Regions from separate parts of the Homo sapiens genome. Here region 2 is linked to region 1. The links are chromatin contacts, found by Hi-C in ENCODE. All regions are on one chromosome and are shown on one strand. The core of a region is the stretch at or near the end of the contact, and the rest is flanking DNA. Distances in the headings are between cores, read along the strand shown. Region 1 holds the start of GPHN (gephyrin). Region 2 holds the start of TMEM229B (transmembrane protein 229B).

Region 1 (3,111 bases), core at 562-3,061:
ATAACCAACTATTTGCTCTTCATGTTTAGTTTGAGATAACGGAAATCATTCTCTTGGACATACTTTCTTATCTTTATCTCTCATTTCAAACTAGTTAACAACCCGTTGGCCACCAGGATCTAAGGTGACAATGATAGGGAATGAGTTCATGACCTGGCTTAAATTTTTAATTACTGTCAAAAATACCAGCAATACACATACTAAAAACAAAAACAAAAGCAAAAAAGCCATTAATTTATTTTACCCACTTCAATTCCATCCATCATCTACTTTTAGGCCCCATTATTTAAAATGAAATACATAAGCACGTGAATCTTCAGAGGATGGGTAATTTCATGTTCCAACGGAACAATAAAAAACTCATAATCGGCCAGGCACGGTGGCTCACACCTGTAATCCCAGCACTTTGGGAGGCCAAGGCGGGCGGGTCACGAGGTCAAGATCTTGATCGAGACTATCCTGGCCAACATGGTGAAACCCCGTCTCTACTAATAATACAAAAATTAGCTGGGTGTCGTGGCACGCGCCTGTAGTTCCAGCTACTCGGGAGGCTGACGCAGGAGAATCGCTTGAACCTGGGAGGCAGAGGTTGCAAGTGAGCCGAGATCGCGCCACTGCACTGGAGCCTGGCGACAGAGCGAGACTCCGGATCAAAAAAAACCAAAACCAAAACCAAAAAAAAACCTATCAAAGTGACTTTGAAATTTGTGTATAAACACTGATATACATCTTTTAATACTTTGCTTTTCACTTTTATGCCTCCAGGTTACTACAGCTAAGAAGAGAAAACATATACATATGAGTGTGTGTACACACACACACACGCATATAACTTTTTAAAATTCAGAAGTTGAAAGGTCCAGAACGATAGTAAGAAACTAACGTAGAATAGCCACAGGTGATTAATAACACGTTTCATGAAAGGCACATGGAAATAAATGGCAACAAAAGCTACTTTCATGGTAATCTCACATCCCACGAATACTGAAATGAAAATCGCCGCGGCAATGGACTGTGGTTCAGGTGGAACACGTTCTCGTTCGCTAAGGAGATTGATGCTTTTCATCTAAAAGCAGCGCTCATGGCGAAGAGGCTTAAGGCCACAAAACCGTGGGACAGCAGGAGGAAGAGAAGCCAGGTATCTCCACTCCAGCTGCCCTGCCTCAGACTCCTCAGTTTCGCACGTGAGGATCGTCTTGCAGGCACTGACTGGAGATGGAATCCTAAAGCATAGGTGAAGCGGAAATCCTCCTTCAGGGAGAGCCCACTGAGGAAGCCAGCGGCTAGCACGAGGCAGGACAGGATACCTCCCTCTTCGCCCACGGCGGCCTCTCTGTCATAGTAGCCACCGTTCTGCCACTCATGCAGCTTTCTAAGACACCTCTCGGTTCCCCAGCGCTTTCAGTGGGGCGGCCGGCCATTCCCGAGGGTTGCAAGAGGAGGCCCGGGGTGCTGAGCCAGCCTCGCTGCCCCCGCGTAGAAAGCCGGCCCGCCGGCGAGAGCCAGCCTAAGGCGCGGACAACCAACGAGGTGTCAGGCTCGGCAGGGGATTGCTTCTGTCTGGGGCCCGGCCGAGGTTGCGTTCGTGCCTCGCGCGCACACGCTCCGCGTTCACTCAGCCAATCCGGTGCTACTCGCGCGCCCAGGAGCGATCCGCGGTCCTACTCAGGCTGGGCCGGCTCCTTCCCGCTCCCAATACTCAGCACCCGAGCTCTCACTCCTCCCCTCACTCTCCACGAGTTCCACGCCTAGGGGTGTAGCTCCGCCCTTGTCCCCGAGTCCGCCCCCGCAACCTCCAGAGCGTGTGCTATCCTTTCCTCTCAGTCCTGCCATCTAGCTGCCTTGGGTCTCGCGCTCCGCAGAGCGTTCCGACACTCTCCGGCCTCGTTCTGCCGCCTCCGCGCGCTCTCCCCGTGCGGCCACCGCGCCCCCCAAGCTTGCCTCCTTCTTGCCGGACTTGGGGCCGCGCGCCCTGACTCCTTCCCCTCCCGCGGACCCGCGCACTCCCGGCGCGGCCTCTCCCCCACGCAGGCCACCGTGCACTCTGTGGCCTCCCCCTCCTTCCCCGCTCTCCTCGCGCTTCTCTGGCTCCCTAGCTGTCGCGCTCTCCTCGGCGAGCGCGCTCCCGGCCCGCGCGCTCCGGGCTCCGGTTTCTCCCGGCTCCTGTCAGTGCGGTGACTGCGCTGGGAAACATGGCGACCGAGGGAATGATCCTTACTAACCACGACCATCAAATCCGTGTCGGAGTCCTTACAGGTAACCGGGGGAGGAGGTCTGGGACCTATGAGGCTGCTGTCCCTGCATTGCCTTAGGCTTTTCGCCTGTGGTGGCCCTTCTCTGCGGCCTCGGGAGGAGGGAAGGCTGAAGAAGGGAACCGCGGGGGTGCATTTTACAACCGCTGAGAACCGCCGGAGATTGGGGGTGTTCCCGCGGGTCCCCTCCCCCAGGCCCCAGGAGCCGGGGTCGACCCCGTGGGATGTTAGGCCCCAGCGCCTTCGGAAGCAAAGTCCTGGGCCCCCGGGGACCGAGGGGCCGGTGCGGAGGGCGCTGCGGGGCTCCGCGCTGTCGGTGCAGGCGGCGGGATCCCGGCTCCGCAGTCTGAAGCATGCCGCTCTCGGCTGGCCTGGGCGCATCCTCCGCTAGTGCTCTTCAGAGAGAGGGGGGAATCCCATCTCCACCCCCTTCCTCTCCTTCCCTTCCCCCCACCTGGGCGGCCCCACGCCAGTATCTGTGCTTGCCTGGACGAGACTCAGGTGTTAATCAGATGAAACTGCTCCTCCTCGGGTTGTCCCTCGCGGGCCGGGCGTCCCCTCAGCCACCCATGGGGCACCCTTCGCCTCCCTCGGGGGATGGGGGATCGGCTTGCGTCCGGACCTCGGAAAGTGTCTGCCTTCTGCCTTTCCGCGCAAAAGGCCCTCTGTCTGCCTCGTCGTTTCCTTAGCGAGGACGGGCTGCAGCCTGCTGCCGGGGATCCAGCTTTTTACTTGAGAGGGCAGGATTCCCCTACTCGGGCTCCTCTCCCCCTCCTTTCTGGGAACCCCCACCCCGGTAGAGCGTCCCGAGGCTGGTGAGGAGCGCACTTTTCCCGGGTCGCGTTTCCCTCCCTCGCGA
Region 2 (2,934 bases), core at 267-2,766, 980 kb after region 1:
AAACTGCCCCCAGCAGATCCAAGAAAAACATTGCAAGGGCCTGGGCTCTGGGCTCAGCACCAGACACTCATCCCACCCTGGCCACCAGGGCCCCTTCCCGGAACCTACCCCCTCCTCTTTGCATCCAGTTTGCTCAGGTCTGATTAATCCAGCCACAAAAGTCTGGGATGGTCCTGGACAATCCACATGTCCAGGGTTAGGACTTAGGGCTTCTTGCCTAAATGTGTGAACACTTGTGAATCTGAGAGGGGATATAATTTTAGAATCCAGCTCCATTCTCATTCAGCTTCAAATTACATTCTCACCTTCACCCTGTAGTGGGTACATCTGTTCTCAAGGGCGGTCAGAACCTCATGGAAGGCAGACAATGTAGGACATTCGTTTCAGCACTTTGAAAGCAGAGAACAACCACTCGTGCAGAAAAACAAAATGTGTGCTAAACCTTTCTACGTACTATTCTACCTCTCTAATATTTATTCATCTCATTTTATTATTTCACCATTATTATGGTTGAGGCCCTTCCTATGAACATCAGTAACCAGCTACAAGCTAATACAAATCTTACTTTATAATGCCCTTTGCCATGTACTTTAAAAAAAAAAATCAAGTAGAGACGGGTCTTGCTATGTTGACCAGGCTGGTCTCAAGCTCTTGGCCAACCCTCCCACCTCAGCCTCCCAAAGTGCTAGGATTATAGGCGTGAGCCACTGTGCCTGGCCAGCCATGTACAGCCATGTTTTTACTACTATCCCTAAGACTTGACTATTTAATGGAGATTCCAACATTTTTTGTTTTAATATGAAAGTGCTAAAGCTTCCCTGAAAACCCCCTGGATACAACACCATCTGCATATGCCCAAGGACAGCACTCAGGCCCAGCATGGCCCTCTGGGACAGCCCAGCCACTCAGAAGCTGAGAACAGTATGTGGCTGGGGGTGGGAGCTGGCACTCCCCTGTGGATGACCAGGCAGGATGGACCAGAGGTGCTGGTCTGTGCTGATGCCCATGTCCACCTTCCCCACTCCCCTCTGACCACCAGGGTCTCTGAGTAGAGGCCGCTTGGGCCCTTGCTCAAGCTGACAACCTGTGAGGCAGCCAGGCAGCCGAGGAGAAGTGAAAGGGCAGGAGTGGGGGAACTGAAACTCACTGTATGGTGTGGTTTTGGGGGGTGCCCCCCTGGGTCTCCCCCCGGGGCCTCTGCACTGAGAGCATCACAGTGGGCTGCTGTGCTCAGCCTTGCCTCCCCCTCCCCAGCTCCTTCACAAACGGGACCCTCCAACCCTCCCTGATCTGTCCATCTTACCGGCTTCTTCCAGCCTGCCGGATGGCGGACAGGGGTCACCTTGACACGTACCTATCACCTTGAGGAAAAGGTTTTAACGGAGCATGTCCGAACCCTCTGGGACTCTCTCTCCACCAGCACCACAAGGACCATGTGCCTGGGGAGTTCAATCCCACCTGTGGAGACTTCTCCCCACCCTAGGCCCTCAGCCACATCCACGGCACAAGTCAGAACTAAAACAGAAACAGAAACCAAAGACCACATCCTGCCGGCACAGCCTGCGGGTTACTGCAGCCAGCTCTGGGAGCCCACTGCCTGCTGAGGTGCAGCCCTGGCAGATGAAGCCCCAGCACTCAGAAAGGCTCCTTTTGAGGGCAGTGTCCCACCAGACACCTCCCACTTCCTGGTCTGCAGGCTTTTTCCCCAGGAAAAACTTAGTTGCAGGGAGGATGAGATGATGGTGCACCTCTCCCTCCAAGTGCATAAGCTGTCCCTAGGCCTCACTGACACTCCCTATCCCCCAAGAGTAGATCCCAGGGGACAGGGGACATGAGGCTCCTTTGAGGACTGCAGGACCTGAACCAGAGTTTCTTGGAACATATGAATGAATGATGAGCCCTTATAGCAACTAACATATGGATGGAACTTAGATCATCTCTCATGATTTTCTCAGGCTCCTGAGGGGCAGGAAGGGCAGAAATGGTCACCTCTATTTTAGAAATGAAAACACAGAGGGTTCAGGACATTAAGAGATTTGGCCAAATCCAAACATTTGATTCAAATCCCAGTCCTCAGCCTCCAGAATCACCCTGTCCCCATACAATGTGCCTTCGAACTGCTTCCCACCCAAATCTCATCCTTAAGGCACATGTCTGCATGCAAGGGTCTTCAAGTCAGTGTAAACTACTTAGTCCATTCCAAGTAAGCTGCTTATTTTGCAAACTTATAGCTGAGTTTGTCCATGCAGCTTCTGGTCAATATGCCTGAGACGCTGCTGGGAGCGTGAAGAAGCAGAGACCACCGGCCTGTTTCAAGCACTGTCATCTCTCCTGCCCTCCTCTGCAGCCACCATTCTGACTCCTTCTTCCAGACCCTGCTCCCTCCTCACTCCTTTGCGATGCCGTCCCACAACCTCCAGGTCATTCCATCACTGATGTTCCCAGGGGGATCTGACCATCCTTCAACTGAAACATGTCATCCCATCTTAAAATTCTTTCTATGTAGCCGGGCGCGGTGGCTCACGCCTGTAATCCCAGCACATTGGGAGGCCGAGGCGGGCGGATCACGAGGTCAGGAGATCGAGACCATCCTGGCTAACATGGTGAAACCCCATCTCTACTAAAAGCACAAAAAATTAGCCAGGTGTGATGGTGGGCACCTGTAGTCCCAGCTACTTGGGAGGCTGAGGCAGGAGAATGGCGTGAACCTGGGAGGCAGAGCTTGCAGTGATCTGAGACCACGCCACTGCACTCCAGCCTGGGCGACAGAGCGAGACTCCGTCTCAAAAAAAAAAAAAAAATTCTGTCTATGTGTCTGTTTCCCCCACCACGCTATGAATTTCTTGAGATCATAAAATTTCTGCTGGATGGATGGACAGGCAAGGTGGAGAAGGGCCCAGCTGCATTTAAATTCTTGGGCGACTGAAACATCCA

The links. A loop is a pair of places that touch in the nucleus more often than their neighbours do. Pooled maps may share reads with other maps.
Region 2: a pooled map shows a loop between it and region 1 (11-fold over the local background). The contact joins the promoter of TMEM229B here to the promoter of GPHN in region 1. A Hi-C loop is called at or near these places in 3 of 37 single-sample maps with no recorded cell type and 9 of 50 pooled maps.

What each region holds. Positions count from the first base shown.
Region 1 is chr14:66,506,336-66,509,446 of GRCh38, forward strand. GPHN (gephyrin) reads left to right here and starts at 1,812. Exons shown (of 23, transcript NM_020806.5): 1 at 1,812-2,256. The coding sequence starts at 2,193. RefSeq lists silencers at 1,857-2,046, 2,397-2,546 and enhancers at 2,637-2,796, 3,047-3,096.
Region 2 is chr14:67,487,205-67,490,138 of GRCh38, forward strand. It overlaps TMEM229B (transmembrane protein 229B), which reads right to left and starts at 1,517. Exons shown (of 3, transcript NM_001348543.2): 1 at 1,304-1,517. It also overlaps a transcript of GPHN not described here. RefSeq lists enhancers at 859-928, 1,092-1,591, 1,229-1,648.